Linked DNA regions of Homo sapiens: all the other regions are linked to region 6. Evidence: chromatin contacts called from ENCODE Hi-C or POLR2A ChIA-PET data. All regions are on one chromosome and are shown on one strand. The core of a region is the stretch at or near the end of the contact, and the rest is flanking DNA. Distances in the headings are between cores, read along the strand shown. Region 1 holds the start of CANX (calnexin). Region 2 holds the start of SQSTM1 (sequestosome 1). Region 3 holds the start of RNF130 (ring finger protein 130). Region 4 holds the start of CBY3 (chibby family member 3). Region 5 holds the start of TSPAN17 (tetraspanin 17). Region 6 holds the start of HNRNPAB (heterogeneous nuclear ribonucleoprotein A/B). Region 7 holds the start of MRNIP (MRN complex interacting protein).

Region 1 (3,403 bases), core at 168-2,667, 1.5 Mb before region 6:
CTGAGATACAGAATGATTTTAAAGATCAATAAAATTCTTCCCCCTTAAAAAAATCTACTTATTAAAAAATTAAGCAAAATCTTCCATTTCCTAAATCAGAGGTAAAAAGACTTAACTATGGTTAATCTTGTCCTCTCAATCTTTTAATATTAAGCTCAGTTTAACTTCCCTCAACCAGCAATCACTTGTGTCATGCCCAGCGGTAATACACAATGCCCGGTTTCTTCTATCACCATAACTGTGACCTCAGGTCCTGCGAAACAGGACTGAACCAGTTCACTAGGATGGCAGTGTATTGGTCCAAAGGCATTCAGATTATAATAACGTACCGCAATGATCATCGAGCAGTTACTAAATGTCGGACTTCCCTGTCTTATTGTATACATATCTTAATTTAATCCTCACAAATCCATCGGGTATTATTATATCCATTACTTGACAAGAACGGGGGCACAAAGGGTAAGAAAACTGCCGAAGTTCACAGAGCAACCAATGACCAATCAAAGACTCGAGCCAGGGCCTTAGCGTTAACCACTGCACGGTCTATCCCTGAACTATAATCCCAGCACCATCAGTACACTAATCGCATGACCTTGGGCCAGTCATTTCATACCTCCAGGCCTCCGGTGTGGAAAGAGATGCACTTAGATGAGCTTTCGGGGGCTTTCCTGCTTTTAACGCCCTGTCCCTCTCCAACTGGATTACTCGCCTCCAGAATAGGTGCTGTAACTGCTAAGTTTCTCAACCACTGCGTGTTCTCCTTCTGGTACATTCCCCTTTCTCTTCAGGGAACTAGGGTCCAGTCTCCGCTTTGGATTTTCAAATATTAAACTGTAACGCTAGTTGTAAACATTCCCTCTCGGTCTAATACCACCCTTCCCTACTACTAGGGGTACCTAGTAGGCCCGATTCCACCCTATACTTTTACCCAGTTACTCCAGCCCACCTCGCGGCTGCCCAGGCAGCCGGCAAAGAGGCCTAAGAAAGCCCTAGAAGCAAAGCCATAGGAATAAGTCAGCTTTCCCAGAGGTCAAAGAAGGCTGTCGGGCCACCTGCCACGCCTCCCGACCCCGGCGGCGCGGCCTGGGCCCGCAACCCAACCAAAGACGCCCGGATTCGGGCCTCCTCGCTCACGGCGGGCGCGTCGGCCAGGGCCTGGGCCCTCAAGAGCCAGCCCGACCCCTCAGTCGCCGGCCACGCCCGACCCCTCAGCCGCAGAGGCGCTCCCAGCCCCCCGAGGTCCTCACAGGCCCGAGGACGCGCTCAGGTCTCCCCTCTCACCTCTAGCCTCCCGGGGACCGCGGGGGTGCCCGTGCCCCTTCCCGCCCGCACACCTTGCCCCGCGCCGCAGTAAAGAGAGAGGCGGAGGCGGCCCGACCGTCACGTGCCGCAGAACCAAGAGGCCTCGGCCACCGCTGCCGCGCGAGCGAGCCCCACCGCACGAAGCCCGGCCCTGTGCCCGCCCCTGGCCCCTGAGTAGCCACAGCCGGCGCCAAGTCCCGCCCTCCCGCGCAAGCCCCGACATCCGGTTGGCCGGCGTGGGCATCGCTCTACGCACCGTCCCATACGCCCCCTACGGCTATTCTTCGTGGAGTGTGAAGATTGGCCGGGAGTGAGGCAGGAAGTGGCTGTTGGTTGGGCGGGAGGTGAGGGGCGGGCCACGCTGGATCGAGACCGCCGGGCGCGCGCGTCTCGGGGCGGGGCTGGTTTAACAGGCGTTCCCGCGTCGGTTGCTGTGGTGCCTTCGGGGCGTTCCAACCCAACCCCCAGTAGCCCTCACCCGTCTGGTTCCTGGAGCCGAGACTTGGGACGCATCGCGCGCCCTTCGCTGACGGGGCAAACGGCAGCCGGCAAAAGGGGTAGGAGTCCGACGATCGGCCATCAGGAAGGGCCCGTTGCAGCGAACGCGGGCCCCTACGGGCGTGAGCAGAACCCAGCGCGAGCGCCTGGCCGGATTGGCGTGCACTGCTCCGCGCTGTGTGAGCCGGCGCCGCAGTTCCTGCAGAGTCATGGCTCGGCCCAGGAGCCTGCGCAGCCTCGTCGCCCAGCATAACACACAGTCCAGAATAATATAATCCGAGGTTATTTGAACTTTCAATTTATGTTTCCTGAAGTGAGATTAGGTGTCAGGGCAGAGAGATACAGGGATGACAGGACGAGAGAAAGGATGGTGCCATGGAAAGATTTAAGATACGCCACCATTTTAGTAACCCACTCTTAGTACATCTTCAGTTTTCAGTATGCTGAGAACCTCACAAAATGGAAGTGGCCCAGGGTTTTTCTAGACCTTTAGAGATCCTGATCTCTTGTTCTCTATTTGTTTGGACACCCAAAGGCTTGACTACTAGGGTGGAAAACACTAGAATCAGCGAATGTATCACTGATCTGAAAAGCCCTCTTGCCACCGGGAAGGGGAAGAAAGGCAGGGTTTGGTGTTTGCATGAGTTAGTATCATCCAACCCTCAACCCCCAAATTTTTTTTATTTTTATTTTTTTGAGACGAAGTCTTGCTCTGTCGCTCAGGCTGGAGTCTAGTGGTGCGATCTTAGCTCACTACAACCTCCGCCTCCCGGGTTCAAGCGATTCTCCCTCAGCCTCCCGAGTAGCTGGGATTACAGGCGCCCGCCACCACGCCCGGCTAATTTTTGTATTTTAGTAGAGACAGGTTTCACCATGTTGGCCAGGCTGACCTCAGGTGATCGACCTGCCTCTGCCTCCCACAGTGCTGGGATTACAGGCGTGAGCCACGGCGCCCCAACTTCAGCCCCAAAATTTGTGTAGGAGAATTTTGGTTTCCTGTCTACCTGGGGAAGCAGCTATTCAAAGCAGAATAAAATTCTGGATGCTACATGATCCAAATAATGAGCTTAAAATGTAGTTACAGGAAGTACATTTGTGAGCAAAAGAGCTACTCCTGCAAAGGTAAGTGCCAAAAGACTGTGGTACTATGGAGAATTCAATGGGATTCTGAAGGGGAGGGACTGCTTCCATCCAGAATGGACTGGCAAAGAGGTCAGAATTGGCTGGGCGAGGTGGCTCTCCCTGTGATCTGAGCACTTTGGGAAGCTGATGCAGGTGGATCATTTGAGGCCAGGAGTTCAAGACTAGCCTGGGCAACATAGTGAGACCCCTGTCTCTACAAACATAAAAATAAAAAAATTAGCCTGGCATGGTGCACACCCGTAGACCCAGATACTAGGAAGACTGAGGCAGGAGTATCCTTGACTCCTGATTGAGGAGGCTGCAGTGAGCTAAGATCAGGCCACTGCATTTCATCCAGCCTGGGCAACAGAGTGAGAACCCGTCTCTAAATAAATAAATAATAAAAACAAACAGATGTTTTACATGGGCATCGTTTGTGCAGTCCAAAGCAATTACAATAGTAACATCAACCTGGATCACC
Region 2 (3,762 bases), core at 679-3,178, 1.6 Mb before region 6:
GCCACAGAGGGCAGGAGTGAGAGGCAAGACTACCCCCTTGCTCTGGCACCTCCTGGAAGGTGAGTGCTCCGACCTGGGCCCTGGACCACAGCCACATGCAGGGGGCGGAGGGCCTGTGCACAGGGGCAGCAGCTTTGGCTGCTGCACTTATTTAGCCTTGGGCCAGCTGCCTTTTCAGAAACGTGCCACCTCATTCCCCATCCGACCAGGCCCATGTCCGTCTTCAACTGTGGGAGATCCCTGCCTGTGACCTGCTCCTGAGGGGCCCAGCCCCACAAAGGCCTTAGACTTCTAGTGGCTTGGGAGTAAAGGAGAAGACAAGGGCATCTGCCTGCTTCCTTCCCTAACAAAGCTGAAAGACACGTATTTGTATGTAGTCTCCATTTGTGACAGATACATATGAGCTGAAATGGCTTTAAAGCACAGCTGTGCAGACCAAACCACGCCATCCACCGAGGGCACAGGTGAGGCACCCAAAGATGCAAACAACCCAAATGTCTGTCAACTAATGAACAGGTAAACAAAACATGGCCTGTCCACACAACAGAATATTATTCCTCCAAAAAAAACTAGTTCTGATATGTGCCACAACACTGAACACATTACACTAAGTGAAAGAAACCACTTGCAAGACTACATTGTCTGATTCTATTTACATGAAATGTCCAGGATTGCAAGATGAATAGATACAGAAAGGAGGTTGCTGGGGGCATGTGGATAAGAGGGTGATAAAAGGTATGTATGGCGTTTATAAGGTGATGAAAAGCTCTCACACTGAATATGGTCCACAAACCTATGAAAATAGTGAAAACCACTGACTTGTACACTAAATGGGTGAACCCTTATTTCAGTTACAGCTCAATAACATCACAATTTTTTTTTTTTTAAGAATAGGAGAGGGCCTGGTATGCTGGCAGCGCTCCAGAGGGAGGTCCTAGCACTGCACCCTCCCAGGGGCCGGCCTTGGCCACCTCCCGCCCTCCTGGCCACAACCACCTCCCTAACCCCACCCCCAGCAGCCACTGGTCACACCAGCGCAGCAGGAAACAGGGCTTCTGTGCCAACACCAACACTTCTGAAGAACGTTCTCGTCCACTTGCCAATGGGAAAACATCTGTACTCGACCTGGCTCGGAGCGTTCCGCCGGCGATCCGTGCCCTTCTCCCAGGCGCTGTCGCGGCGCTCGCGAGTCCCCCGCACCCCCGCGCTTGTTTACCCGCGTCACTCCCTCCCCTCGCCGGCGCTCGCCCGGCTCCTCCAGGGCATTATCTGAACCCACCACCTGGCGCAGCAAGGTGTCAGTGTAACCCGAGTGCCCGCCTGACCACCCAGTGCCCGCGGAGAGCCAGAGCGTTCGCCCCGGCGCGTCCTTGCCAAAATCCCCAACAGCGCGGGGGGTGGAGCGGGGCGTCTGACGCCCCCAGGCTCGAGCCCCCGGCCGGCAGGGCTCCACCGCCCCAGGGGGCCGACGCTGAGCAGCGGGTCCCGGCCTTGGTCACCACTCCAGTCACCAGGCCGGCTCCCATGGCCGAACTGGGGACCCATGCAGGCCACCGCCATCCAGGGAGCAGCCAGCGCAGACCCCCTCACGGCCCGCCAGGCGTCGCCGAGAAGGGAGGGGGCAGCCACCCCGCGGCAGGAGGCCGTGTCCGGCCTGCGTCACCGCCCCCGCCGCTCCCCGGCCCGCTCACCGCGGTAGTGCGCCTGGAAGCCGCCAGGCCGCAGCGCGGGGAACAGGGCGGCCACCCGGCTCAGCAGCCGCTCGCAGGGTCCCGGACCCGCCGCAGCCTCGGCTTCCGCCTCAGGCTCGGGGCTGCAGCAGAAGCTGAAGCGGCGAATCTCGCGCGCCGCGTCCTCCTTGCCCAGAAGGTAGGCCTTCACGGTGAGCGACGCCATAGCGAGCGGCGAGCTGGCGGAAAACGGGCCGTCCCGGTCGCAGCCGCCGCGCGGCTTTTGTAGCGAACGCGGAGGCCCCGCCCCGCCTCGAGAGGGGCGGAGTCTCTCGCGCCCTCCCCGCCCCCGCCACCGTCGTCGCGGCGCGAGAGCCGCCCTGCAGAGGCCCCTTCACTACTCTCCCCTTCCCCGCTACCCCTCGCTCCAGGTCTCCCGGCCCCCTCATTGCTGACCCCTCTCTTCATTGCCCCGGTGCACCAAGGACCCCAGGAAACCGGCCCTGGCACTCATACAGGCCTGGGCTCCAGCCTCTGCACCTGGGATCAGGGTACTGGCGGGGGTCCAGCCCCTCGCCCCTCCCAGGCTTGGGCCTGGCCATGACTCAGCAATATCCTCAGTTGGGGGTACCCAGTGCAGGGAGAGGGGGACACAGCCCCCATATCAGGAGGCTGCTAGGTCGCCCAGTGGGCACTGCTGGCCAGAACAAGCTGGCTCTCAGGTTGCTGTTCCGACCCTGCCATGGTCAGCCTGCCGCGGTGGCAGCCCTCTTACAGCGCATGGCATCCTCGGTGATGGGCAGCGCATAGCATACTCGGTGACGGACCCCGACTCTGGCCTGAGCACCAGAGAAGTTCCCAGTTTAGTAGGAGTGGAGTTGAGAGGTGCTGGAGGACCAGCTAAGGTCTCCTGAGTGTCAGTGGTCGCCAAGTGTTCACTGTGGTCCAAGTGACTCCTTATGGGCTCCTCAATTCAGCAGGTAATGCCCATGGCCCTGTGGGGGCTCAGGCCCGTTGGCCTTGTGGGCAGCCAAGGGGGTCAGCCAACAGCCTCCTCAGCTAGGAAGGAAGAAACACTGCTTTATGCCACCAGAGTAACCTGTCCGCCAGAACTGGGGCAAGGAGAGGGGCAGGACGAGTGGTCACCCTCTGGAGCCTCCCAGGCAAGGTCCTGTGAGTAGGAGGTCAGAACCTGCTGGGTCCAACTCATGCCATTTCAGCCCAGGGCTTGCAGGAGCTGGAGAAACCTCCCAGGGGAGGAAACCCAGAGGGAGGCAAGAGTGGCTGGATGGGGCCAGTCAGGTGCGAAGGTGATGTGTGGGTGTGCGCACAGCAGGGGCTGGTCCACAGGTGTGAATGATCCTTCCCGGAGGGCTCCGAAGTGGGCAAGGCTTCCACCCTGCCCAGAGCAGCCCTGTGGAGAGGGTTCAGGCCTCTCCCTGCATCCGGCGGTGGAGAGTGGAAAATGCCCCAGGGCCTGCTGGAGCCACTGCCTTGCAGACAGGGGCAGGGGACACAGAGGGGCGTGCTGGCAGAGGCTGTGGCCTACAGACAGGTGCTGGCCAAGCGTGACTCAGCAGCCCAGGCGCCTGAGAGCCACGTGGCCCCCGCCGAGGGCCGGCTTTCCTGCCCCAGCCCCCGGCTATGGCCCGGTCTGAGCAGGGTGAGGGACACAAGGAAGGCCTGTGGCTCTGGGAACATAGCTTTGAGGAAGCGCTCAAGGCGCCCCACTCACCCCCAAGAAGGAGCTCCTTTGCTTTCTCGCCATTTGGCCCGTTTGGGATCGCGGGAAGTTTCCGCGGGGGCTAGGGGCATGTGAAGAGACTGGGGGGGGGGCGGGGAGGGGAGAAGGAAGCACAGAAGAGGGAGTCTTTGGGAAGCTGGGGTGGACACCCGGCTCTGGCCCTTCCCCGCACGCCTTGCGGCCCCAGCGGCCGCCCTGCCCCCACGCGAGGCCGAGGCCTCCCGGAGGTAAACAAGGCGCGGCGGGAACCCCCTGGCAGGGCCCTCTCCTCCCGCCGCGGAGGTCAGGTGGTCTGGCCGGCAGTGAGTCAGCGTCCCATGACCGCTGTCGTAATAGGGGGATCCCCGG
Region 3 (3,657 bases), core at 623-3,122, 1.9 Mb before region 6:
AAGAGAGGGAAATGGAGGGAGAAATTGTAAAGGATGTCTGCCAAGTCATCAATAGTGGACATCTGTTTTCTTTCTTTTTTCTTTTTCTGAGACGGAGTCTTGCTCTGTCGCCCAGGCTGGAGTGCAGTGGCTCGATCTCTGCTCACTGCAACCTCCGCTTCCCGGGTTCCAACGATTCTCCTGCCTCAGCCTCCCGAGTAGCTGGGACTACAGGCACGCATCACCACGACTAATTTTTTTATTTTTAGTAGAGACGGGGTTTCACCATGTTGGCCAAGCTGGTCTCGAACTCCTGACCTCGTGATCCGCCCACCTAGGCCTCCCAAAGTGCTGCGATTACGGGCGTGAGCCACCGCGCCTGGCCAGTGGTGGGCATCTTAAGTTTTAGCCTGCACTGCATCCGTACCCTTTCCTGGAAACAGTGCCTCAAATTTCTTTTTGGGGAGCCACCTCTTTTCCGGATTTTCAGAACATTTGGTTGTGCAAAGCTGACTCCACCCACTTCCCGCAGTAGGAGACAGGAGACTCAACCCTGGCTGGTCAGAAGACGCCAAACTTTCCCCCTCCGCCTCCCCACAAAGATCCTGTAAGTTCCTGAATTCGGCTGCACTGCCCCATTCTTCCTTTTAGCTGATACTTTATAGCGATGTGTATCTTTTAAACGCCATGGAGAGAGAAAATGAGAGTCGTGTGTGTGTGCGCGCGCGCGCGTTTCGGAAGGTGGAGGGGGGGTTCCCACTGCAACCCTCTGGTCCGGGGGCCCCTGGAGTAGTTCACCTAGTCACTAGAGCAGGGGCTCCCCAACCGCCCGGCCGCGGACCTGTACCGGCCCAGGGCCTTCGAGGAACCAGTAAGCGAGCAGGAGGTGAGTGAGCATCACCGCCTGAGCTCCGCCTCCTGTCAGATCAGGGCGGCATTAGACTCTCATAGCAACGTGAACCCGGCTGTGAACTGCGCATGCTTGGGACCTAGGTTGCCCACTTCTTACGAGAATCTAACGCCTGATGATCTGAGGTGGAGCAGCCTCATCCGGAAACCACTTCAACTCCCTCAGTCCCTGGAAAAACTCTCTTCCTGGAAACCCGTCCCCCAGTGCCAAAATGGTTAGGGACGGCTACCCTAGAGGTCTTTCCCAACCACTCGTGTCCCTGCAGGTCCGGGCCAGAGACATCCCCCATCCATGATGTCAACCGCATGACGTGAATGTTAAATCTCATGACATTTAATTTTAAACATTTCTTTTAAAGTTATGGCTTTTTTTCCTTTGTAGTCTGTTCTCACACATTTCCATACGTCCTCGCAAATCTCCCGGGCTCCACGCCCTGCGGCTATCACGCCTGACAGAGAAACAACCAGCACCAGCGGCTGACCCGGCTGCCCGGGCCCTCGTGCAGGCGGGCGGGAGCGGACAGGCCCTGGCACGCATGCGCTCGGGGCGGGACTGCGCCTTAGGCCTGCGCGTTGCCGCTAGACCAGCGGGGGGGCGGGGCGGCGGCGGACACGCGCCTCAGGCGGCAGCCGCGCGAGAGGGACTTTGTGTTCCGCTGACCCTCCTCGGGGCGCTTCCTCCCGTGCCGCCCTTCCCCTCCCCCGCCGCGTCCTTGCGAGGCGCCTCCCATTCGGTGGGACCGACCCGGGGGGATGGAGGGGGCACGCTTCTACAACCCTCCTGGGACCCCGAAGAGACGCCCGCGTGCGACCTGAGACGCCGCCCTCGCCGAGGGCCCATGGGCGCGTCCCCACAGGCGGGCAGTGGACGTGAGGGCGGCGAGCGGCGGGGCCGCGGCGTCCAGGAGGGCCGCGCTCGGGCTCGGCCCCGCGCAGGCCGCGCGCGCGCGCTCCCGCCGCCGCCCGGGCCGCGCCCGCCCCGCCTCTAGGCGCCGGCCCCGGAGCCCGGTCCGCGAGCAGCGGCGGCTGCCGGAGGGACGATGAGCTGCGCGGGGCGGGCGGGCCCTGCCCGGCTCGCCGCGCTCGCCCTGCTGACCTGCAGCCTGTGGCCGGCACGGGCAGACAACGCGAGCCAGGAGTACTACACGGCGCTCATCAACGTGACGGTGCAGGAGCCCGGCCGCGGCGCCCCGCTCACGTTTCGCATCGACCGCGGGCGCTACGGGCTTGACTCCCCCAAGGCCGAGGTCCGCGGCCAGGTGCTGGCGCCGCTGCCCCTCCACGGAGGTGAGTGCCGGCCCGGGGGCGGCGGGCGGTGGTCGCTGCATCCCGCGTAGGCGGCGGGACTAGGGTTCCCGGCCCCGGCTCTGGCCCTGGCTCTCCCGCGCTGCCCGGCCGACAGCCCCAGCCAGGGTCGAGGCTTCCGTCGTGGACAGCCCGGCCTGCTCCCGTGGGAACCAGGCTCCAGGAGCGTGACTGGGTTTTTCCCTTCTTTTAAAAAAGACTTGGAACGGTCATCTTTGCGTTCAGGCAGCTCGTTTGCTGGAGGGCATTGAGCTAGGAGTTTGCAGGGACAGCGTAGACAAAGGAGGTGGTGCAAGAGCGCAAAACTACTTCATGGGGAGGACGTCTCAGCCTGTATTTTGGAAGCGGCAGGTTCCTCAAATCACGGACTTAAGGCTGCGCTAGATCTGGAAGGATGCGGCCCTTTTCTAATATAAAAACGTGCCGTTTTTCTTAAGTGGTAAATTGGGGGGGGGGTGTAAATGGAAAATGGACATCTTCCCTGTTGCTTTTGGCTCTTGTTCTTGCCCTAGTAGTTTTACTGTAATTTGACGCCTGAAAATGTCACATTATGAGGATCTGACACTAATCGGAACTACTAGCCAAGGCTTTTCAGGTCACGGGTGCCGACCAAAAGGGAAATAGGTAAAATTTTCAAGAATTGTCTTTGAAACCATTCGGCTTAATGTCATGTTTTCCTATGAACAAGGACTTTGTTTAGTTGATTATTTGGTGTAAACATGTATTTGTTTAAATTATTAGTCATGGTTTGAAAGAAACCTTTTGCACATCGTGGAATATGATTTTTTGGGTTTTGGCCCACGCTGAACTTTTGGGAGATATCTGCCATTATCCCCACCCTCATTGTCACCCTGAGAATGCTGAGAGGGGATTTTTCTTTTCTAAACTGCTGTTCATGTTAGGATGACCTAAAGTAGGCAACCTAAATAAAGTCATGATTTGCTTGTACACTCTTAAGATACTAACATATTATGCCCCTCTGAGGTCTGTATTTGTATGCCAAAGTGCTAAGCTGTTTTCTTCTTTGAGACAGTCTGGCTGGGGAAAAATAATCACATAAGGCTTTTACTGTAGCCTGTCCGCAACTCAGACTAGGCTTTGAAAAGTCCGTTTTACACCAGTAATCAGGTGCTTAAGGTGCATATCTCATCTCTACTGTGTTAAAAATGGCAGTTAGGGTCCCAGCTTGGCCGTAGAAACAACTTTTGTCTTGGGTTCATTCAGTAAATATTTGCGTTCCTGCTCTGTGCCAGTCACTGTGGTTGAGATGCACAGTGTTGCCAGACTGGCAACTAACAATGGTAGCCTCTTTTCTGGTGGAGAGAACCGTGAGGGTCACGTGGAAGGGTAGAAAGAGGAAGGGGAGGCAAGCTGTTGTGGAGCAAGAGCTGGTCCTCTGCAGTGTTGTGAAATCTGTGGTTTGTCTTTGAGGCTTGGTTCCATCAGGCACCCCAAATCCATGGT
Region 4 (3,744 bases), core at 521-3,020, 1.5 Mb before region 6:
CTCCTCACCCTGTCCCAAAATCACTTTCTGTATTTCCCTGGTTTGTTTTCTTCACTGTACGTATCAGAATTAGGGTTTTTTTTTTTTTTTTTTTGAGACAGAGTCTCGCTCTGTCACCCAGGCTGGAGTACAGTGGTGTGATCTCGGCTAACTGCAACCTCTGCCTCCTGGGTTCAAGCGATTCTCCTGCCTCAGCCTCCCAAGTAGCTAGGATTACAGGCATACACCACCATGCCCGGCTAATTTTGTATTTTGAGAAGAGATGGTGTTTCTCCATGTTGGTCACGCTGGTCTCAAACTCCCAACCTCAGGTGATTTGCCTGCCTCGGCCTCCCAAGGTGCTGGGATTACAGGCGTGAGCCACTGCACCCGGCCAATTTTTTGTATTTTTATTAGAGACAGGGTTTCACCATGTTAGCCAGGATGATCTCGATCTCCTGACCTCATGATCCGCCTGCCTCAGCCTCCCAAAGTGCTGGGATTACAGGCGTGAGCCACCGTGCCCGGCCTGGATATTCTTATTAATTTAATCATTCCTTTTTTTTTTTTTTGAGATGGAGTTTCGCTCTTGTTGCCCAGGTTGGAGTGCAGTGGCACAATCTTCGCTCATTGCAACCTCTGCCTCCCAGGTTCAAGCAATTCTCCTGCCTCAGACTCCTGAGTAGCTGAGATTACAGGCACCCGCCACCACACCCGGCTAATTTTTTCTATTTTTAGTAGACACGGAGTTTCACCATGTTGGTCAGGCAGTTCTCGAGCTTCTGACTTCAGGTGATCCACCCACCTTCCCCTCCCAAAGTGCTGGGATTTACAGGCATGAAACATCGCGCCTGGCCCTCTTTTTTTTTTTTTTTTTTTTAAACACAGGGTCTCTATCGCCCATGCTGGAGTGCAGTGGCACAATCACTGCTCACTGCAGCTTTCACCTCTTGGGCTCAGGTGATCCTCCCACCTCAGCCTCTTGAGTAGCTGGGACTACAGTCGCATGCCACCACGCCCAGCTAATTTGTTTTTGTAGAGATGGGGTCTTGCCATGTTGGCTAGTCTGCCCTTTCATTTTCATCATCTATCCTATTATCTTCCTCCCTCCTCAGCTGGCGCCCTACTGAGATCCCTATCACTGGTGGTGCACCCATCCCATAGGTGCTGTAGGAGCTGGCTGGTAACTCTCAGCTGCCCTGGCCAATAACTGACATGTAGAAGGAGGGTACAAAAGACGGGCTCCCTTGCTTTAAGGAGGCCTAACTGTGGTGCCATTTGTGCTCAGAGTTCCCCATGAGAGCAAGCGGAAGCTAGTCTCCACGTGAGACCACACTCTGGCTCAGCCTTAGCCTTTTTCTCGCCCTGTCTTGCTTCCCTCACCCCCTTCTCCTGAGAGCATTTCCCCAATAATTCACTTGAACAAGAATGCTCAGCTTAGGCTCTGCTTCTAGGGAACCTGACCCATGACACGCTCTGTTAGCTTCCTGAGAGACTATCTTGTTAGTTCCCCTAGAACAAATTCCTGTCTTGGACTCTGCTTATGATCACTCCCTTCATTCCCCTGCCAAGAATGACAGCTCAGTGAGGGAATATGTTCTTCACTTCCCTAGAACTGTTCCTAGAACACAGTAGGTGCTCAATGATGCACTGAATGCATGCAGGGGAGAGCCCAGAGTCTATCTGACAGCTCAGCGGTCAGCACCCCTTCTTGTCCTGGGGTGGCCTGGCCTGGAGGCATTGTGAGTCATAGCAGGTGGACAAGAGCTGAGTGGGTCAGAGATGGGACTAGCCCTGGGACAGCAGCTCAGCAACTCCACCCCATCTTCCAGGTGAGGCACAACATACAGTGAGGACTAACGGGGAAACATCCTCCGAGAAGATACAATCTCAAGGGTGGGCCTGGATGTGGGCTTCCAGAGACCATCTCCCTGAACCAGATCTTGGGGATGGTATGTACCATCCAGCCTCTGTCCACCTATATGTGAGGGATAAGTGTATTATGAATTAACGAAGGCATAACAGAGGGAACCCTGCTCTAGTTCTTTCTCTTCTCACTGCCCATGGGCAGAAGAGGAATTAGAAACAACACATAGCTCCCTTTTTCACATAATAGAATCAGCACTTACTGGGCAGGGGTGGGGGGTGCAGAGAGAAGTGAGCAAAATGGGACTTGTCTGTTATCTGGACTTTGGACTTCCTGAGGGCACAGTTTGTTTGGAATAAAAGTCATGTTTAGTGTGCACAATCCCTGATACTTTGAGCCCTATGCATAGGTCTAGCCCATGGCACACACCCCAGGATGTCAGTGAACACACTGGACTGTGGTCTATACACGCATCTGTCTTCCAAGCTGGATTAGGAGCACCTTGAGGGCAGGCAGAGGCTGTTTCAGGTCCCCTTCCCAAGACCAGAGTCTGGCACAGAGCAGATGCTAGTTCAAGTCTATCAAATGACTGAATGATGAGGGCAATAATGCTGTTGGCTATGCTAGATATCCTCCCAGATTGCTTTCAGAATCCAGATCTAACCCCGGCTTTCTAATCCTTCAGCAGTTCCCTCTTACCCACAAAAGGAAGTCTAAGCTTCCGAGCCTGCCTGTAGGGCACCTTCACATAGTGCACTGGTCCACCTTCCCAGCTTCCTCTTCTGCTCTTCCCAGCACCAATCCTATCCAAGCTCGTGTTCACATCTGAAATATGAAAGTCCTGCCCTGCCGGGTACAGTGGCTCACACCTGTAATCCCAGCACTTTGGCGCTGAGGCGGGCAGATCACCTGAGGTCCGGAGTTCGAGACCAGCCTGGCCAATAAGGTGAAACCCCATTTCTACTAAAAATACAAAAAAAAAAAAAAAAAAAAAAAAAAGGCCAGGCGCAGTGACTCATGCCTGTAATCCGGGCACTTTGGGAGGCCGAGTTGGGTGGATCACCTGAGGTCAGGAGTTCGAGACCAGCCTGGCCAACATGGTGAAACCCCGTCTTCACTAAAAATACAAAAATCAGGTGGGGGTGATGGCAGGCGCCTGTAATCTCAGCTACTCAAGAGGCTGAGGCAGGAGAACTGCTGGAACCCGGGAGGTGGAGGTTGCAGTGAGCCAAGATCGCGCAATTGCACTCCAGCTCGGGCAACGACAGCGAGACTCAGTCTCAAAAAAAAAGAAAAAGAAAGCCCTGCTCGGCTCTTCCCTCTGCCTAGAAGTTCTCCATTTTCCATCCTCAACCCACCTGGCAAAGTCCTACTCCTCCTTTAAGTACCTACTTACTTGTCTTGCTACCATTCCCTACCCCTCACCCTTCCAGCTGCAACTCAGAACAAGGCCCTCCTCCCGTCCTTCATCTGCATATGTATCCCAGGGCCTGATCCTCAGTGGTCTTTGGGGAAGATGGTTTAGGTGAGACTGCTGCCTGTGCAGCGTGGAACGACGGGCTCCTCGGTGGCCAGCAGCTGGTGAGACACAGCCGCAGCCGTAGCTGCAGGGCTAAGACATGTCCGCCGGCCTCGCGGTTTGAGAGGCGGCCTGTACCAAGCACGCTGCTCACCCGGACTCTTGTCTCCCAGCAGCGCCCCCTGGCTCGCCTTCATCATTCTGGACATCCGGGCTCCCGAGACAAGAGCGCAGCACGAGTCGCCAGCGCTCCCGAGGCTCCCCTTCGAGCACCTGCGTGCCCTACAAGGTCCACGCCCTGGCAACCTTCGAGTGCTCGGCTACGAGCCATGCCAGCCGCCTGTGGCAGACGCTGCAGCAGTTTTGGGCCGATCACATC
Region 5 (3,633 bases), core at 493-2,992, 1.6 Mb after region 6:
TTTCCCACCTCACCATCCCAGCTTTGCCCCAGCCCTGCCCCCATTCCAAACCTCCAGGCCCTGCCCCTCATCCACCCTCCACACAGCAGCCAGGCAAGCGGTCTCCAGAACAGAAGCCAGATCAGACCCATCACTGGAAGCCCTCGCTTCTCCATGCCACCTTAACATAACACCCCACGCTCCGCCCCAGCAACAAACCCGGGTCTCTCACGCCTGCTCCCCCTCGGTATTTGAGGTTACTTCTGCTCACAGCTCTGCCTCACCTCCACCCTCTGCCCACTAAGCCGTCACCTTGGCTCTGTACTTTCTGGCTGTGTGACCCTAGGTAAGTGACTTAATTTCTCTGTGTCTATTCCTTCAGTTTCCCCATCTGTAAAATGCAGATAATAAGGCAGTTGTGAGAATACAACAAATTGAACTCATTGTATCTGCCTAACAGCCCTCACAGGCAGATTCTTTATCGTCGTCTCCCAGGCAGGCAAGCTGAGGCCCGGAGAGGAGAGATGACTTGCCCAAGGTGTCCCAGCCAGGCCTGCTACAGCCAGGCCTTCTGACTTCTTTGCCAGTGCTCCCACACACTGCCCACACCCTCAAGAGCCTAGCGCTGCAGTGCAAGGACACCCACCACACCAGTGAGCTCGGTGACACGTGGGTGGGGGGCAGTGCCACTGAGTCTTGCTGAACACAAGGGAAAAGGCCTGGCATCTTGACCCAAGGCCTCAGGAGCAGAGACTGCAGAGGGCCACGGCTTTGGAGAGATGGGAAAAATGACCTGGCAGGGCCCAGGGGGACAGATGCCACCCTGGGAGGGGCACTAGTAGCTCCCTTCCCCGGTAGGGGCAGACCCGCCCAGGAGCCTCAGCTTGTCAGCTGTGGAATGTTGAATTCTGTTCCCCAAGGCCAGCTCCCAGGCTCTCAACCGGGGAGATCCTCTCCCAGCCGCCAAGGACTCGCCATTGTCCCTCCCTGCCCCTCCTGGCAGGTCAGCCTCCTTGTGCGGGACTGGGGTGGGCAGAGGACTGTGACCCACCCCACTCTGCAGGAGCCTAAGGTGAGGCACCTGACCCAGGTACTACTGGAAGGGAAAGGAGGCCGGGGAAGGGGCCTGGCGGCTCCCTTCACGCCAGAATCTCCTTACCGGCTAAACCAGGGGTGGGGCTTGGCACGCATCCCACATCCCAGGGTAGGAAGGAGGGCTGGGCGAGAGGGGGCAACCTGCACCTAGCACGCCCCTGGGGTCTTCAAGGAAACACCTTCCCTTTCTCCACCAGGCCTCGGGATTATTTAGGGAGACTCCCTACCCCAACCCCGACCCCACGCTGTCGCTAGGACCCGCCCCCAGCAATCCGGGCCTCTGTAGCTACCTCGGGTGGTCCTGGAAGTGGGCGTGGGTGTGGCAGAAGTGGGGGGATGGTCCCGAGCTCCAAACTCTTGGGGCAGGGAGTGGTCTCCCCCAGCAAAAGACTGAATCTCCCTCTCCCACCACCCCCCAGCACAGGGCAAGGCGCAGACCCCGCGCTCACCCAGAAGACAATGTTGAAGCCAAACAGGAAGTATTTCCCGCAGCAGCCGACCTCAGGTTCCTGGAAATGCTGGTGCTTGCCGGGCATGGTGAGCGGCCACCCGCCGGCCCGGAAACCGGAGCCGGGAGCCAGGCCCAGCGCCCCGCGGGCCGCCCTGGGCTAGAGCCGCCCGGGGCCTAGCCGGGCGGCTGCGGCTTCATGGCCTCGGCCACACAGAGCGCCGGTCGGGCCCCGCCCGCCCCTCAGGGACCGCCCTCAGCATCCAGACCTCCTTGCCCGGAGCCCTGCTGTCCCCGCCTCTGGACCGGGCCCCGCCCCCACAGCCCTCAGTCCCTTTGGAGTCCCGCCTCCTGACCTGGCTCCGCCCCCATAGATCAACTCAGTCCCGCCTGAGCCCCGCCTCTGGACCTGGCTCCGCTTCCCGAGCTCCGCCCCCACAGCCTGATTCGGACCTCCTCGCAGCCCCGCCTTCGGCCAGGCCCCGCCCCCGCGCAGGCCGCCGCCGCGTTTCCCAGCGTCCTGCAGACCCGCCCGGGACGCCGGCTGATGGCGCCGGAGGCCGCCGGGGTGTAGAAGCCTTGCTTCCCCTGCTGGGTACCAGCGCCATCCCAATCCCCAGCCTGCTGTTGGAGCCCATCCCAGGGGAAGGTTAACTGCTGCTCTGGCAGGCGAATGGGGAAGCTGGTCCGGATTGAGTTTTTAACACGTGCAGGACGTTTTGTCATTGTGGAGTCGCATCAGGCTCACCTTCACCCAGCGGAAATCCAGCTCTACTTATCCTGACTCAAACTCAGGCCAAACGAGGGCCTGGGCCTTGGTGCCACGCCGGCTGCGCCCTGCCAGGGGCATATGCCCCCCGGAACCTGGCTCAAGCCCCCTTGGTGGCTGAGTTTCCCCAGCCACACCCCCTGTCCTCCATACTGGCCAGGGTCCCGGTCAGGCTCCTTGGTACCCAGTGATCTCACATGAGCCCCTGTAAGACAGGACAGAGGCAGATCAAAGTTTGGGGGAACCTGAATCTTACTCCAGTTTGAAGCCCTCTTAAAAATAATTCCAACTTTGTTCAGAAGTATTTATTTAAAACAGGAACAGAAAGATGCTTAAGCTTTTATTATCAAGTTTATCCACTTCCACCACTTCTACCAGAACCTTGGTGAGGCCTAGCCCAGCATCCCTCCACCTCCACTTCAGTCTGGCCCTGAGGCAGGCAAGGCCCAGACAGCCCTGGTCACAGCTGGGGAGAAGGGGAGCGGCCTTGCAAGGCTCTCTCAGTCCTCAGCAACCCACGTATCCCTCTGTACAAATGATGGCGTTCACCCTCCAGAATGTCTGTGCCCTTGAGCCCACCACCCATGGAAGAGTCTGTCTCTCAGGCCACCTCACCTCCTTCCTGGGTGGAAACAGTAAACGCTGGACTATGGGTTTCTCCGCCTACCATAGAGCCCTCCTTCCCCGCCATGACTCACCCCACCCTCAGGAGTTTTTTCCACCCTGCTGCTGTCCTGTGGCCCCAGGACAAGCTAGGTCCTCAGACTGCCACCACTACCCCCATCTAGCCCCTAAGGCTCAGGCCCCAACTCATGTTAAAGAGTGTTTGCATTCCTGTTCACTTGAGGACAGGTAAGAACTAGGCTGTCTGATCCCCAGTCCCGCCCCATCCCCCAAAGTAATGAGGCTCAGTGGCGGCTGTCCCATTACATAGGAGGGGTGCCAAGGCCCCCCTCACACCACAAACTTGTTCTTGGCTAGGGAGTTGCTCTTGGTGGCTGTGTCTGCATGGGCCTGGTACCCAATGATGGTCTTTGGGGAGAGGCCCAGGCGCTCTTTGTATACACGCCTGCAGGTGCGGGGGACACAGAGGAAAAGAGACACAGGTAGTCATCAGAGGGTCCTAGAGATAACTTAGGCCACCAGACTCCTACCCTCATTCTGGCCACAGCCACACCTGTTGTGTCTTACCCATGTGGAAACCCAAAATATGACCCCCTTAATGCAAAAGGAGAGCTGCACTGCCGTAAGAGAAAGTTAGAAATCTGAACGCCAGACCTTCCATACAGGTGGGCAAGGCAGAAGGGAGGGAGGCTATGGAGACTTTCAGAGGTCTCCCATG
Region 6 (3,760 bases), core at 472-2,971:
CACATAAAAGGTAATGAATGTCAACTGTCATCTTCCCGAACCACTCCAGCACATTCTCTCACTCCCAGCTTAATCTGTATTTTCATCCCCTCAAAAACCGGAACATAACCTCCGGCTTTGGGTTTTGCCCAAAGCACTTAAATCACATGCAGACCACACAAACTAGTCATGCTTTAAGAAAGGTGTCCTCTTAGAATTCAAATCGTTTCCACTGAGACTGCTGAAATCCAGTACCCAGCTTACCTTCTCCACACTGGCTGCATCTTTGAACAGGATAAACCCAAACCCTCTTGACCGTCCAGTGTTGGGATCCATTTTTATTGTACAGTCAACGACCTCTCCAAATTTAGTAAAATAGTCTTTTAAATCTTTTTTGCTAGTATCCCAGCTCAGGCCACCAACGAACATTTTTCTGAAATGGTAGGGTGAGACACACGGCAACAAGTCTTGTAAGCAAGCTGTGATTTTGGAAAGGACTGGCCCTGGCAAAGTTCTCACGAAGTCTACAGCTACCCTTAGAGTCTGCAAGGAGCACCTTAGAAAGATGTTAAATCTCCACTACCCTCCAAATTGAACTCAACCAGGACCCTAACGAGGCTTAACAAGGCTCTGCAGCCCCAGCCTGTGAGAAGCAAAGAAGGGACCACCTCACCAGGGGTATGGGACCTAACCACTCATAACTGGAAATTCATGTGTTCTACAACCATGTAGCAAAGGGCCAGCGTCTCCACCAACTCCTGAGAACTCGTTTCAAGGAACTCGATGTTTCCGGGGACCAAGCCCGCCCAGGGTTCAGACCGTGACTCCGCCCCCGGGAGAGGCGGAGGAGGGAGGTCCGGGCCCCGGCTCGCGCCAACTCCGCCCACGCAGCCGCCGGCGCGGCCCAAGACGCCGCCGGGCCCCGGGTCCGAGCGCTTTCCCTCTTCCGGGCCATCCGCCCGCCCCTGCGCCGGCTCCGGCCCTGGCCCTGGCCCTGGCAGCGCGCGAGCGGCCCCGGGGCGGCGCCAAAGTCGACCCAACAAACTCCCGCAAACTCCAGCGCGAGTGGCAGCGCCAGGCCCGGCCCGCGAACGCAGCGGCGACAGTCCGCGGGCCGCACCAGCCCCGACCCGGGCCAGGCCGCCGCCCCTCCCCCCGCCGCGTGGCGCCAACAAAAGGCGGCCCCGGAACAAAGGCGGCGCCCCCGTCCGCCCGCGGCCGCACCTACCCCGCGTCCTCCTCGTTCTTGCTGGCGTTGATCTGGTCGCCCTCGGCGCCGTTCTGATTCCCGCTCGGGGGCGCCGCGGTCGCGCCTCCAGCCCCCGCCGCGGCGCCCGTGCCAGCCCCGGCCGGCGACTCGCCTTCGGGGACGGCCTCATGTCCGTTCTCGGTGGCGCCCGTCGTCTCCATGGGCTGCTCCTCGCCCGCTTCCGACATGCTAGGCCGAGGCGCGGCGGCTCCTGCAACCAGCGGCGACAGCGCGTCAGGCCGGCGCGGCTCCCGCCAGAGCTCCCGCCCGCCGGCCGCCGCTCACCTCGCCGCCGATGACGCCGCGGGGCCCGCTCGTCCCCACCCGCAGGGGAAGGCGCCGCAGGCTCGGCCGCACTCAAGCTCGCGCTGCTGAGGCCTCGCCCCAGTCAGCCCACGGAGCTGCTCCAACTGTGTCTCCTCCTCCTTGGCCGCCGCCGCACGGGAACCCACCGACCAACAGCCAAGCTCCGTCCCGCGCGGTGCCGCCGCCTGACAATGCCGACTCGTGGCGCCCTTTATAATGCCGGAGCCGGGTGCCACATCGCAACAAACTGCACACTCATTGGCTGCTCAAGTCCGTCACTCAACCTAGCTTCAGCGTCCCATTGGCCGCCACGGCGCGCGCGCTCTAGACCTGGGCGGGCTTTGTCCTCATTTTAGAACGCGCGCGAGTCCGGCCGCTACGGAGGGCTCCCGAAGCCGGGCGGGACGGCGCCGGGTCCAGGGCGGCGGGCAGCTACAGCACATCGGTGGGAGGGCCTAATCGGATTGTAAGCTCGTCGAGGCCGCTGGTCTCTTGCTCTCGAGGACTCCATCCCAGCATTGGCAGCCTCCGCCTCCCCATGTCCCAAAAGAGGAAACTGGGCTGGAGAAAGTTTCGCAGCCCAAGGACGCGTGGCTGGAAGTGGCAGAACCCGGGCTTCCGAGGTTGGGCGAGTGGGGTCCTCCAAGGCCCTCAGCACGGGTCGGAGGGATTGGGACTGAACCCGCCATCCCCCTGGACCTTGGTGCCCTCCAAGCCCCGCGCTCGCGCCCTGTCCGTCGCCTCCCCCAGAGATGCTCTGCAGGGACGATGAGACCTTGGTGTTCCCCGGTTCTCTGTCCCCTGGCACCACCTGAACGATTGACATCGCATTTGTACTTTTGTTTACTTAAATTTTTTCCTGTAAATCATTTGTCTTTCTTTTTCTTCCTTTTTATTATTTTTTTTTTTTTGATGGAGTCTTGCTCTTGTCGCCCAGACTGGAGTGCAATGGCGCGATCTCGGCTCACCGCAACCTCCGCCTCCCGGGTTCAAGCGATTCTCCTGTCTCAGCCTCCCGAGTAGCTGGGATTACAGGCATGCGCCACCACGCCCGGCTAATTTTTTTGTTTTTTTAGTAGAGACGGGGTTTCACCATGTTGGCCAGGATGGTCTCGATCTCCTGACCTCGTGATCCGCCCGCCTGGGCCTCCCAAAGTACTGGGATTACAGGCGTGAGCCACCGCGCCCGGCCTTTTTTTTTTTTTTTTTTTTTTTAAACAAATACGGAGGCCGGGCGCGGTGGCTCCCGCCTGTACTCCCAGCACTTTGGGAGGTCCAGGCGGGCGGATCACGAGGTCAGGAGATCGAGACCATCCTGGCGAACATGGTGAAACCCCGTCTCTACTAAAAATACAAAAAAATTAGCCGGGCGTGGTGGTGGGCGCCTGTAGTCCCAGTTACCGGGAGGCTGAGGCAGGAGAATGGCGTGAACCCGGGAGGCGGAGCTTGCAGTGAGCCGAGATCTCGCCACTGCACTCCAGCCTGGGCGACAGAGCGAGACATCGTCTCAAAAACAAAACAAAACAAATACACCACTCGTGAACTCACGAGGTAAAGGACAGGGTGGGGGCGTTGTTCTCTTCCTAATACACAAAACTCCTTTATATTATCTCCTTGACCACAAAATTTTAAAGGCCTCGGTAATCCCGTTATTCCTTTTAATCATATGGGTGGTGGGCCCCAAGGCAAGCAGGATTACAACCTCTGGAGCCTGCAGGTTACCAAATAGCAACCCAGAACACAAGGAACTAGCGTTTCCAGTGGATTCCTGCAGCCAGGACCAGTGTGGTGGGCTGGGCATTCCATTTTCTCTTCTGTATCTTAACAACCAAAGTAAGGTGGTATGGTCACCAATTTTATTTATTTTATTTTTTGACACAAGGTTTTGTTCTGTAACCCAGGCTGGAGTCCAGTGGCACGATCACGGCTTACTGCAGCTTCAACCTCCCGGGCTCAAATGAGCCTCCTGCCTCAGCCTCCCAAGTAGCTGGAACCAGAAACGTGGCCACCACGCCAAGCGAATTTTTTGTAAACACAGGGTCTCCCTATGTTGCCCAGCTAGATCACCAGGTTTTTTTTTTCTTTGAGACGGGGGTCTCGCTCTGTCGCCCAGGCTGGAGTACAGTGGAGCCATCTCAGCTCACAGCAACCTCCACCTCCCAGGTTCTAGCGATTCTCCTGCCTCAGCCTCCTGAGTAGCTGGGATTGCAGGTGTGTTCCACCATG
Region 7 (3,600 bases), core at 772-3,271, 1.7 Mb before region 6:
AATTTTTCCTAGTGCTACAGATTACTCAGTATTTTGGTGTTTATTCTGTATTTTTTTTCAGAGTTTAACTGATGTCATATATGAAATTTTTATTCTACTCCTTTCATTAAGCATAAAACATTTTTTGCAGATGCTTTCTGTTCTCAGCCACAGTAGCTCAAACGTAGAAATGAAGGAAAACCACCCAAATGAGAAACAGTATTCAGAGCTTGCTACAGCAAGGGAGTCAGCAACATCCCCGGTGTGGGTAGGCGCAAGGACGCAGGGGGTGGAAAACGGGGAAGGCTCCAGGTGGTTCTGACCGCAGGCTGTTGGAAACTGGAGGTGAGCTAACAAGAAGCAGGATGTTTTCTGTGACTGGTTTGGGGAGCGCTTTCTTGGGTTGGTTCTGACATGGGGAGGGTGGTACAAAAAATAGAGGAGCAAGCAGTCCTGACCACGTCCTTCCCAAGCAGCCGACTGCCCGGTTACTGCAGAGGCTGCAGTCAGTTTATTGTCATTCGTTATCTGACCATTGTCTATTGGCATATTGTCTCTCAATTTTTTTTTCTAACTACTTACTGTACAAAAGTTGGAAAAATTTAAAAATTAGCATTACCTACGACCTTAGCCACACACACACACACACACGCCAGAAAATAATGCCGGTGTCACAGAAGTCAAACGATGTACTGTAATTCTGTAACCTTGCCTCTCCACAGCACGTTGTCACTTCAAACTCAGGTTCTTGCTGATGGAACTGCCTAAGAGTCCGTGCCGTTCTTCAGAACACTGATTTCCATTTCTTCCTAGTATTCTTCAGGGAACACTAGGGAATGAATAATAAATCACCTAGGTGAAGGGATTCCTTTCTTGGGGTAGCAGTATTGCCAGGTTGCTTTCCACGGTTTTGCACTTGACCGTTCTCCCAGCACCCTGTCAGAGGGGTAGCCCTCCCTGCACCCTTGTCAGGATTGGGTGTTTTCTTCAACGGGATGGTTTCTGCTGTTAAAAGCGAGTGTCGGCCGGGTGCAGTGGCTCACGTCTGTAATCCCAGTACTTTGGGAAGCCGAGGCGGGTGGATCACCTGAGGTCAGGAGTTCGAGACCAGCCTGGCCAACATGGAGAAACACCGTCTCTACTAAAAATACAAAAATTAGCTGGGCGTGGTGGCGGGCATCCGTAATCCCAGCTACTGGAGAGGCTGAGGCAGGAGAATCACGCCACTGCACTCCAGCCTGGGCGACTGAGCGAGACTGTCTCCAAAAACAAAAAACAAAAAAAAAACACCTCGCTTTTTTGGTGATAGTCACTGTGTAAAAGTTGGAAAAAAAATTAAAATTACAACCCTAGACACCGAGGGTTGTACGGTGGGAGGTAATTTTAATATTTTTTGTATTTTATTTTCCAACGAGGTTACAACCCTAAGCCACACAGGGTTGCGGCGTGAGCGTCGGGCTGCGGGGGCGCCTCCACCCTCCGTAGGGTGGGCCTGGGACGCTCCCGGGGCTGCAGGGGGACCGGCTTCGCGCTCGGCGGCCGCGCGCCTCCGCCGCCCTCTCCGGGAAGCGTGGGTGTGGTGAGCCCCTCCGTCTCCCCGTATTCCACCCCGGGCTCCGGTTCAAAGGCTAACTGTTCGCTGCTACCTAAAAGCACGGCAGCGCAGGCCTGGCAGGGCGGCCCCTCAGCCCCGCTCCGCGTTGTGTCCAAGGACTGGTCAGCGGAGGCCCTGTCGTCTCAATTCCAGTCTCCCCAGGGCCGGAACCAGTGCCTTAGGAAGATGCGGGCACGGCCCTGGTCAGACGACGAGTCGGCTACCAGGAATCCCGCACCCAGGACTCTTTCCGAGGTCGGAGGGGCGCAGATGACCAGCGAGAGGCGCGGCAGGCTAGAGGGATCCCAGTGCGCAGGGGCGGGGCCGCGGCGGCCGGAGCGAAGAGTATAAGCGCATGCGAGACGGCGTAGGGGACTAGAGGGTTCGGAGCGCGTGCGTGGGGCGGGGCCGCGGCGGGACAAATGCAGAGCGCACGCGCTTGGCTGCCTGGCGACTGCACAAGCAGGGATGGCGTCGCTTCAGCGTTCTCGGGTGCTACGCTGCTGCAGCTGCCGCCTCTTCCAGGCGCACCAGGTCTGGCGGGTGCCAGCCCCCTCCTCCTCCTCCGGCGCGGGGACAGCGGACGGGGAGTGGCGGGGCTGTGGGTGTTGTCTCGAATGGCTCCGGGATGCACCGGGCCCGAAGGAGTGCAGGGACCGCTGAGGGCGGGTCTCATTGGGGTCGCCCCCGCATAACGTTCTGAGCTTTTTGTTTGGTTCTTGTACAAACCAGAGGTAATGGTTCTGCGGAGGTGGCCTCTTGTGAATTGTAGCAGGTAGTGGGAGAATCCGGTTGAGTATAGCATCCTTTACGCAGAGCCTACCCCACGAAGTAGCGCTGTCGCAGTTTCAGTGAGAGGGGGAGGACGGTTCTTAGAGACCGAGCGCGCCGCGGCGGCGTCCCTGCTCCACACCTGGGCGCCCTCTCCGTCGCCCCGCGCCTCTGCCGCCGTCCGTTTCCGCGGGGCCAGGGACTTGATATGGCTGTTCGCCGACGCATAAACCACGGGCCCCGGAGTCTTAAAGACAGATAATCTGTGTTTCTAGGACATATTTGCCTCCCTAACTTTCAGCGTGCCAGATAGAGAATGCCACTTAACCTTTTCCGGATCGCACCTGTCTCCCTGCTTGATATCACTTAACACTGCAGTCACCGTATCTGCTTCTGATAGTCCCTCCCTCCTAATTATTGGTAATCTGCTATGCCCTGAGAAAGAATAGCATCAGACTTCTTCTTCTTTTTTTTTTTTTTTTGAGACGGAGTTTCGCTCTTGTTGCCCAGGCTGGAGTGCAATGGCGCGATCTCGGCTCACCGCAACCTCCGCCTCCCAGGTTCAAGCAATTCTCCTGCCTCAGCCTCCCGAGTAGCTGGATTACAGGCATGCGCCACCATGCCCAGCTAATTTTGTGTTTTTAATAGAGACAGGGTTTCTCCATGTTGGTCAGGCCGGTCTCGAACTCCTGACCTCAGGTGACCCGCCTGCCTCGGCCTCCCAAAGTGCTGGGATTACAGGCGAGAGCCATTGTGCCCGGCGTGGATCAGACTTGTTTAAGAGGTATGTTAAAAAGTCAGCAAGATGCTGAGTATGTGTCTGTAAGCTTGCATTTAATGCTAAGCGTTTGTAAGGGCCATTTTAAGGGCTCAGAAACTTTTTACTTATTTTCTTTCGGGAGCTGGGTCCTAAGAGTTGCAAATAAAGGGAGATCATTTGCATTTTTAAATTATTCCACGTCTAATGTTTCATGCTGTTTTTTAAAAACAAATTTTCCGTTTATTTTTATTTCCTTTTTTTGTTTTTGAGACAGAGTCTCACGTCTCACTCTGTCGCCAGGCTGGAGTGCAGTAGCGTGATCTCGGCTCACTGCAACCTCCGCCTCCTGGGTTCAAGCGATTCTCCTGCTTCAGCCTCCCGAATAGCTTGGATTACAGGCGCGCGCCACCAAGCCCAGTTAATTTTTGTATTTTTAGTAGAGACGGGGTTTCACCATGTTGACCAGGAAGGTCTCCATCTCTTGACCTCGTGATCT

The links. Hi-C counts contacts between places; a loop is a spot of excess contacts on that map. ChIA-PET counts read pairs that join two places held with the same protein, here RNA polymerase II (POLR2A). Pooled maps may share reads with other maps.
Region 1: a loop to region 6 is called in a pooled map, with 15 times the contacts of the local background. The contact joins the promoter of CANX here to the promoter of HNRNPAB in region 6. A Hi-C loop is called at or near these places in 4 of 37 single-sample maps with no recorded cell type and 9 of 50 pooled maps. POLR2A ChIA-PET finds 5 or more read pairs at or near these places in 3 of 52 experiments (GM10248, activated CD4-positive, alpha-beta T cell and activated naive CD4-positive, alpha-beta T cell).
Region 2: a map of naive thymus-derived CD4-positive, alpha-beta T cell shows a loop between it and region 6 (4-fold over the local background). The contact joins the promoter of SQSTM1 here to the promoter of HNRNPAB in region 6. A Hi-C loop is called at or near these places in 1 of 168 maps with a recorded cell type or tissue (naive thymus-derived CD4-positive, alpha-beta T cell) and 10 of 50 pooled maps. POLR2A ChIA-PET finds 5 or more read pairs at or near these places in 2 of 52 experiments (HepG2 and activated CD4-positive, alpha-beta T cell).
Region 3: a map of B cell shows a loop between it and region 6 (20-fold over the local background). The contact joins the promoter of RNF130 here to the promoter of HNRNPAB in region 6. A Hi-C loop is called at or near these places in 3 of 168 maps with a recorded cell type or tissue (B cell, ascending aorta and naive thymus-derived CD4-positive, alpha-beta T cell) and 8 of 50 pooled maps. POLR2A ChIA-PET finds 5 or more read pairs at or near these places in 1 of 52 experiments (activated CD4-positive, alpha-beta T cell).
Region 4: a loop to region 6 is called in a pooled map, with 9 times the contacts of the local background. The contact joins the promoter of CBY3 here to the promoter of HNRNPAB in region 6. A Hi-C loop is called at or near these places in 6 of 50 pooled maps.
Region 5: a loop to region 6 is called in a map of CD4-positive, alpha-beta T cell, with 3 times the contacts of the local background. The contact joins the promoter of TSPAN17 here to the promoter of HNRNPAB in region 6. A Hi-C loop is called at or near these places in 1 of 168 maps with a recorded cell type or tissue (CD4-positive, alpha-beta T cell), 1 of 37 single-sample maps with no recorded cell type and 9 of 50 pooled maps. POLR2A ChIA-PET finds 5 or more read pairs at or near these places in 1 of 52 experiments (endothelial cell of umbilical vein).
Region 7: a pooled map shows a loop between it and region 6 (8-fold over the local background). The contact joins the promoter of MRNIP here to the promoter of HNRNPAB in region 6. A Hi-C loop is called at or near these places in 6 of 50 pooled maps. POLR2A ChIA-PET finds 5 or more read pairs at or near these places in 2 of 52 experiments (HepG2 and Panc1).

What each region holds. Positions count from the first base shown.
Region 1 is chr5:179,696,981-179,700,383 of GRCh38, reverse strand. It overlaps CANX (calnexin), which reads right to left and starts at 1,417. Exons shown (of 15, transcript NM_001746.4): 1 at 1,282-1,417. RefSeq lists enhancers at 163-222, 1,783-2,312 and silencers at 1,033-1,322, 1,363-1,772.
Region 2 is chr5:179,819,071-179,822,832 of GRCh38, reverse strand. It overlaps SQSTM1 (sequestosome 1), which reads right to left and starts at 1,928. Exons shown (of 8, transcript NM_003900.5): 1 at 1,692-1,928. The coding sequence starts at 1,896. RefSeq lists silencers at 1,314-1,493, 1,504-1,763, 1,874-2,123, 3,424-3,603 and enhancers at 1,717-2,426, 3,034-3,193, 3,594-3,762, 2,947-3,762.
Region 3 is chr5:180,069,974-180,073,630 of GRCh38, reverse strand. RNF130 (ring finger protein 130) reads left to right here and starts at 1,872. Exons shown (of 9, transcript NM_018434.6): 1 at 1,872-2,175. The coding sequence starts at 1,929. RefSeq lists a silencer at 1,522-1,601 and an enhancer at 1,491-2,198.
Region 4 is chr5:179,679,060-179,682,803 of GRCh38, reverse strand. CBY3 (chibby family member 3) reads left to right here and starts at 1,770. Exons shown (of 2, transcript NM_001164444.2): 1 at 1,770-1,931; 2 at 3,539-3,744. The coding sequence starts at 1,886. It also overlaps a transcript of CANX not described here.
Region 5 is chr5:176,645,593-176,649,225 of GRCh38, reverse strand. It overlaps TSPAN17 (tetraspanin 17), which reads right to left and starts at 1,742. Exons shown (of 9, transcript NM_130465.5): 1 at 1,524-1,742. The coding sequence starts at 1,610. EIF4E1B (eukaryotic translation initiation factor 4E family member 1B) reads right to left here. Exons shown (of 9, transcript NM_001099408.2): 9 at 2,582-3,360. The coding sequence ends at 3,246. RefSeq lists enhancers at 1-482, 2,844-3,138, 3,409-3,633 and a silencer at 1,511-2,170.
Region 6 is chr5:178,202,494-178,206,253 of GRCh38, reverse strand. It overlaps HNRNPAB (heterogeneous nuclear ribonucleoprotein A/B), which reads right to left and starts at 1,721. Exons shown (of 8, transcript NM_031266.3): 1 at 1,514-1,721; 2 at 1,208-1,439; 3 at 244-412. The coding sequence starts at 1,416. RefSeq lists silencers at 748-1,157, 1,188-1,297, 1,318-1,537, 1,838-1,907.
Region 7 is chr5:179,857,238-179,860,837 of GRCh38, reverse strand. MRNIP (MRN complex interacting protein) reads left to right here and starts at 2,021. Exons shown (of 7, transcript NM_016175.4): 1 at 2,021-2,107. The coding sequence starts at 2,042. It overlaps MRNIP-DT (MRNIP divergent transcript), which reads right to left and starts at 1,835. Exons shown (of 2, transcript NR_134283.1): 1 at 1,626-1,835; 2 at 1-808. RefSeq lists silencers at 1,460-1,589, 2,490-2,599 and an enhancer at 1,660-1,859.